2 separate regions of the Mus musculus genome follow, and region 2 is linked to region 1. Evidence: chromatin contacts called from ENCODE POLR2A ChIA-PET data. All regions are on one chromosome and are shown on one strand. The core of a region is the stretch at or near the end of the contact, and the rest is flanking DNA. Distances in the headings are between cores, read along the strand shown. Region 1 holds the start of Etv5 (ets variant 5). Region 2 holds the start of Eif4a2 (eukaryotic translation initiation factor 4A2).

The links. ChIA-PET counts read pairs that join two places held with the same protein, here RNA polymerase II (POLR2A).
Region 2: POLR2A ChIA-PET joins it to region 1 with 13 read pairs in Patski. The contact joins the promoter of Eif4a2 here to the promoter of Etv5 in region 1. POLR2A ChIA-PET finds 5 or more read pairs at or near these places in 2 of 5 experiments (Patski and embryonic stem cell).

The regions. Positions count from the first base shown.
Region 1 is chr16:22,436,964-22,442,662 of GRCm38, reverse strand. It overlaps Etv5 (ets variant 5), which reads left to right and starts at 3,093. Exons shown (of 13, transcript NM_023794.2): 1 at 3,093-3,146.
Region 2 is chr16:23,103,927-23,109,299 of GRCm38, reverse strand. Eif4a2 (eukaryotic translation initiation factor 4A2) reads right to left here and starts at 1,832. Exons shown (of 11, transcript NM_013506.3): 1 at 1,480-1,832; 2 at 667-712; 3 at 449-581; 4 at 41-180. The coding sequence starts at 1,508. Snord2 (small nucleolar RNA, C/D box 2) reads right to left here and starts at 347; the gene lies at 280-347.

The DNA.
Region 1 (5,699 bases), core at 1,844-4,343:
TGGGCCTTACACTCTAGCTTGCTTTGGCATTTTGTAGGGGCCATGTAGAAAGCAGACCTGTAAAAGGAGGCAAGCAGCCAGGCTTGGGGCCTCCTTTCCTCCCTTCCCCTCGCCCTCATTGCCTCCTCTAACTGACGCTGCAAACTGAACTTGGTGAAGAACAGGCGTCTAGTTTCTCATTGTGACCGAGTTTTGCTACTGCCCAAGGACAAAGGCTAGATTGACACAAGAAGAATGTCCCAGGGGGTGGGCCTCTTTTTGTTTCCTTTTCCAAAACTGTTTCTCTCCTGGAGGGGAAGGAATGATAATTAGAGCACTTGTTCTACAAATCCCCTATGTAAATATGTTCTTAGGAGCGGAGATCCAGCGCATTAGACTAGAAACTTCTCGTATTACCCTTAACTCTCCTATCTGGCAGAGATAACAAGAGAAAGACAGTGGGATGTGAATGGGGATAGAGAAGCAAGAGAGGAGTGGAAGCCATTTTGGCCTCTGGACTCTGTTCGGATGTCCTTGCTGGGTGGGACTCCTGTCGCACCTCAGTTTCTCATTTGTAGAATGGAGATATTAATAGTGATGAATGTCTTCTCACTGCCTCACTGTGGGGACATAGCTAGACTGTGGAGGGCTGTGTGACTACGGGCTGCCCAAGGCAACCCCTGGAGATCATTCATCTCTATGTTATTTATTTATTATTTATTTATTTATAGCCCAGCACAGGATCTGGCTGAATATCTGGTACATCCTAAATGTTTGCTGGATGACTAAGTTATTAGTTACCAATAGCTTTAATGAAGCATAATTCCCCACATATGATACTGTGGCTATCAACTTCTCTCTTTTCTGTGGTGCTGGGTCTATAACCCAGGACTTTGTGCCTTCTAGGCAAGTTCTCAATGATCTTCCCAAACTACCATAACTACCCAGGACTCCTGGGCACATGACTGCCTTCTCAACACCTAGGAGGAGGGGAAGAATAGACAACTAGCTGGAGGTGAGTTTGGGTTACATAGTGAGTTCCAGGCCAAACCGGCTGCGTATCAAGGTCCTGTCTCAAAGAGTAACAAATACATAAATCAAGTATGACACACAATACTTTCCCTCATTCCAGTTAGCCCCTGTTTATTGCTACACACTTTCAAATTTCTCTTCTCAAGGAGGAATGGAGAGCTTCGGTCTGAGGCAAAGGTCACAACAGCCACACTCCAGGCGTGGAGTGTAAGGAATGTGAAGGAACCACTGTGAAGAGGCCTGCACTGGAGCTGATACAGCAAGCCACAGAACTTTTAGAGGACTGGGATCTGAGACAATTAAGCAAAGGGGAGTAGGAAATTCTTGAAGAAATTTCAACCAGGCAGGAGGTTGGCCTGGGATGAGAACAGGGAGGGATGGCGGTGATGGGACCAAGCCGGTGAGAGAGGATCTGGAACTAGTGTGGGCCTTGCTGAATTGAAAGCCTTCAGGACGTCAGAAACAAGCTGGGAACACGGGTACAAGAGGACAAACTCTATAGCCACCAACTAGAATAGGAGCTAAGGGAAGCACTGTGCTCAGGCAGGAAATTAAATATCAAGGAACTGCTCGTTAAAAGTTCAAAGCACCTGCCCACACTTCAACTGGTGCCCTTCCCAGTCTCCGGCAAAACCGATAACTCAGCCCACTGAACCTGGGTGCAGGTCTCATCCCAGCATTCAAACTGGTCAAGGACTGTAATCAACACACCAAGTACCAGCTCTGATCCACAAGCTTAGGGGGGAAAGGCCGCGGACTAGAAATCCACACCACGTGTTTCACTGTGGGGCACTGGGCACCCTTAGGGTAACAACTTGGGACCCGCTTTGCTGAGGCTCAACTCTCCAAACGCTGACACCTTGCTGCCCGGTTAGTAGAGAACAGAACTCGTTCACAAGCACCCTAGCGTCCTTGGGAAAAGAAGAGAACGGCCATTGTCGGTGGCAGGAGCAGGACGAGGAGTTGGAAGGGGCAGAGGATTGTTTTATTTGTTTCCTGGAACACCCTGTTAAGAATCTCAACAACTGCAGTCAATGCCCGATCCTTTGGCAAGCAACACTGCTTCTCCCGGTTCCCAGCTGCACGGGATCTAATTCGCAAACACACCATCTTGCATTCAACACTTAAATGGAAAACAAGCAGCCCGGGAGAGAAGCAAGCGGTCTAACTGCACGCACGTTTCAAAGGGATTTGTGCTTCCAAGGCCCTCTACCGGCCCGGTGCGATCCACGAACCGGGTTTCTGGCTGTAGCCTCTTGCCTGTAGAGCTCAGAGGCAATTATTAGCCCGAGAAGACGCGATCGGGTCGGGCCTTAGGCTTTGGCAACATGGGTACATCACTAAGATCTGGAAAAGCTCAGGTTTTTAAAGGAAGGTAACTACTTTTTTTTCCCACTGGAAACCTGGTTTAAAAAAAAAATTAAGGCTTCTCTTCAAGGTAGCTAAGATTAGAGGGCTCGGTTTCCGTTTTTTGTGTTTCTATGGGCCGAACGCCCAGGCAGGGTCAGCGAGTTTCTGTGTGTGGAATGACGAATTCCTCTCGCCTGAGTTCTAAAATGATAACTTAGCTCGCTGCTGCAGCTGCGAACGCCTGGCGCCAAGCGGCCCCGCGCGGGGGTGGCGGGAGGAGCGGTGCAGGCCGAGGCCAGGGGGAACTTCGCGAGTGGCCCCTTTAAGAGCTTCACTGACTCAGCTAAGCTTCCCCCTCAGGTCGCGTTTTTTATGAATGAAAAACGTCCTTACATTCATTATATAAACAAGCCGGTGCTGATTGGTCAATGGCGCCCAGCGCATAAATTATGTAAAACAGACCTCTGAGGGCGTTGAGGGAGGCCGACCGTTAGCCAATGGGCGCCGCAGATGATGGGGCGGCCCAGCTGGATTTGCCTGAAGACAGGGTAAACAAGAGGTGATGGGCAGCCGCGGGGATGGCCGCCGACCAATGGGGACGTGTGTGCTCTGGGCTGCGGGCCAATGGCGGCGGGCGGAGCCGGCGGGGGCCGGGCCAGTGCTGCAGCGGGTTGCAGGGCGGCGCAGAGTCCGGAGGCCGGCGCGCAGAGCGGTCTTCATCCCCGATCGCTGCGGCCCAGCCCGCCACGGAGGCGCGCAGGCGGGCGCGCGGAGTGGCCGCTCAGGTGCGGACTGGTTCTGGGTCCTCAGTTGGGCGTGCTTGGGGTGACTCCCGGAGCTAGCCGCCCCCTCCCCCCGAGGCCCGGTTCGGTTCGGTTCCTGGGAGGCTTCGGGCGGGGGCGGCTAGCGGTTCCGGAGCGAGCGGAGAACGGGTTTCCGCACGCCGCGGAGGAGGCACCCGGGGTGCTGGAGCGGGTGCAGGGAGCGGGGTGCCCGGCTCAGGCTACAGAAGCGGGGTGCAAGAACGGGGTGCGGGGCGCGAAGTTGTGGGCCCCCGAGGGCCCTGGGAGGCTCGCGAGAAGAAACGCTCCGCGACTCTTAATATGGGGGGTGGGGGGAGGCGAGCAGCAGTTTCAGGGGTTCTGCTTCAGAACCCCGAGAGTTAAATGACACCGACATGTGCAGCCTGAGGGTGCAGGATCTGCCCGAACTTCTGCAGGCCTGGCAAGTTGGAGACTGGGCAGCGGGCCCGCAGCCCCCCACTCCCTCCTCTTAGGGCTGAGGGTATTGGGGCCGCCTGAGCCACGGCCTGGGGGAAGAGAGAACCGGTTCCGAGGCTGCCGAGAGTGTGCTGGAACCTCGTGAATGATTCGGGGTCTCCCCCGCAAAGGGGGTACTGATTAAGTAGGGGGTGATGAGGGGAGGCGGCATGTGTGATCAGGAGCAAATGAGGCTGCTGGTATCGGCCAGCGCTGCACCTCGTTTTCTGAATGTGGGTGACTTTATGAATGAAGCAGGTTTCTTTCTTGGGCTCTGAGCTCTGAGGCTTTTTTTTTTTTCTCCCTTTTTTTTTTTTTTTTTTGTGAATGAAGCATTGAGCTTTCTTCCTAAAACGCTGGGGTGAGGGGCCTGCGTCGGAGGCTAAGCGTGCGTTGGGAGTGGGGGCGGGGGCGCAGCTGAAGGAGTTTTCATGAATGGGAAGGCTGGGAATTGGGTGGAAGTGTGTCTTGTTTTGTGAATGGGGCCGGGCGCGAGGGATCCAGTTACAGCCTCTACCTGCGGTGGCGGCCGCGGCTCCATCTCCCATTCATAAAACCAGGCTCGCTGCGCGCCACGGGGAGGGGCCTCGATCCGGTCGCTGCGCCCAGTTAAAGTTTTCCTGGGGGCACCCTGGATTTGGGGGCTGGGGGGGGGGAGCGACTACGACGACACAAAGGAAGTGGTTTAAACTCCAGGATGAACCGAAGCCTTCCCTGCAGGCTTTTAAAAGATACTTTGAACACGACGTTTCCAGCTCTTGAACTCGAAGGGCTGCTTAGAAGATCCTTGCTGCTGCTTTTGGAATCTCTTAGGGAAGTTTCTTTTTACCGATTTTTTTCAAAGGATATTTTTTTGCGCATCATGAGCTTCTAAAAATATTTTATCCTCTGGTTTTCCTACACGTTGTTCTCTTAACCCACAACAGACATTTAAGAATTTCTGAGGCCACAACTTAGTCAAAATTTTTAAAAATACAGCACAGAATTCTTTCTTCTCCACAGTCTACTAAAGATTCTCAGATTTGGGTCCTGGTTGGTGACATTCAAGAGAGGCCTCATTCTGAACGATGTTTGCACTGTGTGGAAGGAAGGCAAGCTGGCAGAAGTGTTTTTCTAGGAAGTTGCGAACTCTCTTTCCTTTGACTTTGAAAATATCTGATTACTTGGGCCAAGTGCTGGCTGTGAAGGGTTTTCTTGTATCCTGCTCACTTATGAAAATTTGATATGGTGCTCACAGCGTGAAAAACAAGTCAGATGGAAATGGTTACTGTGAAAAGTGTTCCCTAGTTTGTGTACAACTTAAAAGAAAATGCTAGTTAGGCCTGTCTGTTATTCAGACCTGAGGTGAATAAATACTTGTTATGCCCCCATTATTTTGACCTGAGTTTTTATTTGGAAAATTAAGTGTTTAGGAAGGTAACACCTAAACTTGCTAGCTAATTCCTCCCACGCTAGAAAAGTGTCTCCCCTCTTGATTTAGTTCCAAGCCCAGCTCTTACCAGTGGTTGACTGATTTTGTTGAAGATTTGAGGTCATTGTAGAACAGGGAGTTTTCTTTTCATGGATATTTTTGCATTGAAAGATTTCAATGACGGTGTTTTGTTTTTCTGTTTCTTTTCCTTTTTTTTTGGCCTTTTGGTAGAAATGTTTAAATATGTGCAGTGGAACTGAATTTCCTTTATCTCTCATTTTTATAGATGTTTTATTTTAGAAATTGAGTAGATGGCAGCTAATCTTTGTAGGTTGCCATGGAGATGCTGTGTCATTTCAGGTATACACACCTGTTTGGACAGACGGTTTGGGTTTAAATAAAGAATTGTGTGTGTGTGTGTGAAGAAAGTATACTTTTGATCAGTTTGTTCCTGGAACTGTACTTAGTATTTTTACCATATACCTACAAAATGCATTTGAGACACACCATGCATTTGGAACATGGAACACCCAATTTCTCTAGTTCCTATCATAAAGTGGCAAATCTTAATTAAAAACTTATCTTAAAAAATAAAACAAAGCCGGGCGTGGTGCTGCACGCCTTTTATCCCAGCACTCGGGAGGCAGAGGCAGGCGATTTCTGAGTTC
Region 2 (5,373 bases), core at 583-3,082, 670 kb before region 1:
TGCAACACGCAAGCAGTTTTTTGAACTACACTATCAATACCTGTTGAGCCAGTTCTCTGGTGGGGGCCAATACTAGTGCTTGGGTCTCCTTGAACTCAATCTCCAACTGTTGCAGGATGGAAATAGCAAATGTGGCTGTCTTGCCAGTACCTGACTGAGCTTGAGCAATCACATCATACCCTAAAAAAAGTAGGATACATATTTACCGATCCCACATCAAATCGTTACTTCTACTATACACCATGTATTCCAGTTGGAACATAAAGTTACGCCCACATAAGTGATCAGCAAGAGTATTCTCTTCATTTCAGGTCAGTCCCGAAAGATGATTTGCCATCATTTCACTTTAAGGAATACAATCAGGTGCTAGTACTTCCCCAAAGGTCACTTTCCCTTTTCCGGTCCATGTATGTGCAGAGCACTTATCCTAACGGCAATAGAGTTTTACCTTTAATACAAGGGATAATAGCTCTTTGCTGAATAGCTGAAGGCTTCTCAAAACCATATGCATAGATGCCTCGAAGAAGGGACTCCTTTAAATTCATATCATCAAAGTTATCAACAATTTCATTCCAGTTGCTCTGTAAGTTAATAATGAAACTATGAATAAGACATGAAAAAAAAATGTACCTTTCCAAACCTTTAACGTCCACACCCACTCCTTACCTCGATGACACCATCGGGGTCCATTCCCTCTGGGCCGCCATGTTCTCTGCTGACAACAACACTGCAGTTAGACATACTGCTTCCAAGCCACGCAGAGACCCTTAAAGGGCCCTTCCACCCCGTACCTCATTCCCCTCCGCGCCCCTGTGCTCTGCTGAAAACGCCTCAAAACCGGCCGCAATGCTGCGAAGCGCCATTCGCCCTCCCCAACAGCTTGGGACTTGGACCCCTAAGTATAGACGCCCCTTTACTCAGTGCCCTAGGACCAGGCCCTCCCGCTTGGGAAGCGAAGCTCTCGCGAGTGCTCCGCGCGCCGAGCTCCGCCCCTAACTCTGCGCAAGCCGGCGTGATTGACGCCGAAAGGCCCAGGCAGGTCCATGCCAACGGCTCCGTCGCTCCGTTTCACGGTCCAGGGTGATCGTCCCCTGGCCGTCCAATCTCCCATCTCGACAGAACCCTAAGAACGCCAGCTCGCGCCACTGGCCGCCAATAAACCTTCGGGTCCCGGTTACCCGCCCCTAAGCAGTCTGCGCCACGGCTCCGCTTGCCATATCCCGTACGGGGAGGGGCAGCAGCCAAGATGTCACAATGTGTCCTAAGAAAGGGCATCCTTAATACTCCGTTCTTGTATCCGTCCTGTCTCCCCAACATCTGGAGTCTTACCATCATGGAAGCTTCTCGAAGGGCACAAGGAGAAGTGTGTGCCCTAAGAAAAAGCCCGCATACCTGCAGTGTGGCCGCCAAGCAACCCACCTCAACGCGGGTCCTAGTGACCTTGACTACAGGCCACCGGCCGCCCCGGGAGCGCCGTACCTGTTGTAATCCGCGGAGCCACCAGACATGATCCGAAAACCCACTCAGCGCCCGACTGAAAAGACAGGCGGACGGCGCCGCCCGTTTTTTATAGGCTCGCGGCCGGAACCCGTTTCTCGCGGAGGAATTTCCTTATTCCCCTTTCGGAAGCCACAAAATTGTACTCCTGGAGTTTGTTACCGGAGGTGAAGCCCTACAGGAGTCGATGACAAAATCCACATTTCACTATTACTTGGTATTACAGCGTTCCCGGAGATCCACGAATCGGGAACGGGTCTGGGACTCTTTGCTTTCGGCGGAAGAATATTGCAGCAGCGCGACCGCGCGCCGCGCTCCTCGGCCGCCCTGCTCCTACGGGGTTTCCGCGGCCCTGCCGCAGAGGCCGGCGGAGCCCTGGGCGCTTAGGGCGGAAGCCGGTGGCGCTGTTCGCTGGCGGGCGGCGTCTCCAGGACGCAGCTCCGGGCTACCTGCGCGTCAGCGTGCCCTTGGTCCGAGCCACCGCGTTCCGTGCCGGAACAGAATAGGGTTACCCCGCCCGTTCTCACTGCTGTTTAATGTGACAGGAAAGGGCTACCTGGCATTTCGCCCAGCCATTTAATATCCATTCAGATCTGGAACGTGTGAAACCCCTGCCACGGAAAATGTCGGCCACCCAGCACATCCTAGGAAATCCAGTTTGCAGTTCTATTTTTGTAAGACGAGAAGCACAGTGTGTAGTATCATTAACAGATGTCCCTAGGGTGGTGATTCGATTTTCATCTCTTTCTGGTCGGTCGTCTTCAGCTCTGGCTTAAAAAATAATGCTAATAATTTCAACCTAACAGGTGCGAGAAATGACTGATAGAATCACTACCAACTTGTGCAAAGGACCTGTCATTCTTTGTAACACAGAAATGTAAATGGGTGCTTCTGGCAGACTCAGCCCTAGCACTTCAAGAGCTGATTGTCTCTTCTGGTAAAACAAAACAAAAACAAAAAACAAAAACGATTTTAATCATCTAATATTGCCTTACTGAAATTGAGACAATATAGTTCGTATTGCTCGTAATAAACTTGCATGGCTGCATAAGCCTAGACGTTTCCAGTCAGCCACAACTCGAGCCCCTTGCAAAAAAATATAAGATATTTAATCCTTGAATTTTAAAATATGAAAGTATCCTGAACACTCAAAAATTTTTCTCATTAATTCAGAAGACCAAAGACTGACTAACCAGAGAAGGAAAAGGCTCAGTTTGGTAATTTACGAAAAGTATTTGGCTCTAAAAAGATTAAATTAGATTAAATTGTATTTGTTTATTTATTGAGTGTGCACCTCAGCGCGTGGAAGTCAACGGACGACTCTTAGGAGTTGATTCGTCTCCTACTACTTGGATCCCACAAGTGGGTCCTGGGGATGGAACTTAGGTCAGCATGCCCTAAGGCCAGCATTGAATCATCTTGCCAGCCCTATGTGCTATCCTTACTCAAAAATAAAACCTGTACTTATTTGGAAGTTATTGTGTCAGAAACTGTTACAAAATGATGACAAAATAGAGACCGGGTGTGGTGACATGGACTTTTAACCCTAGCACTCAGGAAGTGGAGGCTCGTGGATCCCTGCAAGTCTTAGAGGGTTCAGGCCAGCAAGGGCTATATAATGAGACCTTGCCTCAAGGGACAAGTGAGTGAGTGACAAAATGGATTGGCCATCCTGTGTAGAGTCTCTTTCAAAGTTGCCATAAAAATAAAAATAAATAATACTTCCTGATCTAAGAAACTCAACAAAGTTCAGTTTTTCTGAGGAAGACTACATGTGCCTAACAGATGTTTTCGTTATGGTTAGTACTGTCATTACATGCCCTGAGGATTTTCCTAAGTCCCTTAAGAGGAAATATTTAAGGCTAACCTTTAGACTATAACTGTGGAAGACATTTTGTATTTAAAAAGTATAGTCTGAGTATGGTCACACATGTCTTTAATCCCAGCACTCATGGAGGCAGATGGATCTCTATGAGTTTCAAGGCCAGCCTGGTCTACATAGTGGACAGTCAGAGGTACATAGTGAAACCCAGTCTTGGAAAAAAATGACAATAATAATAATAATAAATTAGAAGATAATAAATCAAAGTCTCCATCCCCCATGAGGTGTTTCCAGTAAACACTGTGCTTATCCTGTTCTCACAGCATAAATAGCACCAAGTAACTCATGAGCTAAAAATAAAGCATAGATTCTTAAGGTTTTGTAAGTCTGTATAGATGGAGTTGACACCAATATAAGGATACTCAGCTATCATCTGAAAGTAGCCTTATCAAAGTTAACTATAAATACTCTTAGTGGCCAGGCAGTGGTGGTGCAAGCCTTTAACCCCAGCACTTGTGAGGCAGAGGTAGAGGTGCAAGCAGTGGGATCTCTGAATTTGAGGCCAACCTGGCCTACAGAGCAAATTCCAGAACAGCCAGGGCTACACAGAGAAACTGTATCTCAAAAGTAAATGAATGAATGTTTATATAAATATAAATGTTCCTTAATAATCTTGGAATGTGTGAGACCAGTTATACTACAAATGGTAATTAAAAAAAAAAAATCTTAACCAAGCCACAGGCCTGTGATTTTACCTACTCAAGAGGCAGAGCCAAGAGAATCACAAGTTCAAGGTGCACCTGGGCTAGAGCATGGGCAAGAGCCCCCTGAAATACATAAATACTGCTTAAAAACAAAACAAATACGGGGCATGGTGGTACACGCCTTTAATCCCAGCACTGGGGAGGCAGAGGCAGGTGAATTTCTGAGTTCAAGGCCAGCCTGTTCTACAGAGTGAGTTCCAGGACAGTCAGAGCTATACAGAGAAACCTTATCTCGAAAAACAAAAACAAAAACAAAAAGAGGCCAGCCTGGTCTACAGAGTGAGTTCCAGGACAGTTAGGGCTACACAGAGAAACCCGGTCTCGGAAAAAAAAAAAAAAAAAAAAAAACACCAAAAATTAAATAGAGCCTTGCACAGCACATGCCTTTAATTCCAGCACTTGGAAGACAGAGGCAGGTGAAACTCTGAGTTGGAAGCTAGCCTGCTCTAAAATAAAAAGTTCTAGGCCAGCCACTGTTGAACATCCATACACAAAAGCAAAATAAAATAAAAGTAAAATAACAAAAATGAAACAGCAGTTTCATAATCAGTTGGTCCACAAAATTTTGTTTATGTATATTTTCAGACCTTTTTGTTTTTGTTTTTGTTTGTTTTTTTGAGACAGGGTTTCTCTGTATAGCCCTGGCTGTCCTGGAACACACTCTGTAGACCAGGCTGGCCTCAAACTCATAAATCCACCTGCCTTTGCCTCCCCAGTGCTGGGATTAAAGGCGTGTGTCACCACACCTGGCTCAGACCTATTTTACTACTCATGTTTATTGTTTAATAAGTTCACAGCCTAAACTATCTGGTTTTGTGTGTCAACTTGACACAAGCTCAAGTTATCAGAGAGGAAGGAACCTCAGTTGAGAAAATGTCTCCATGAGAACCATCTATAAATCATTTTCTCAATTAGTGATTTTCCTCCAGGGCCAGCCCATTGTGGGTGGTGCCATCCCTAGGCTGGAGGTCCTGGGTTCTATAAGAAAGTAGACTGAGCAAGCCATAAGGAACAAGCCAATAAGCAGCCCTCCTCCATGGCCTCTGCTTTAGCTCCTGCCACCAGGTTCTGGAGTTTGAGGTTGAAACTATTTGAGTTCCTGTCCTGACTTCCTCCAATGATGTGGAAGTATAAGCCAAATAACCCCTTTCCTCCACAACTTGCTGTTAGCCCTGGTGTTTCATGAACGGTAGAACCCTGACTAAGACACAGCCTGTCTTAGTCTGCTACTCTCTTAAGACCTGCTGCTCTCTTAATCTCTTACCCACGCTGGGTAAGAATGGGTAGGCT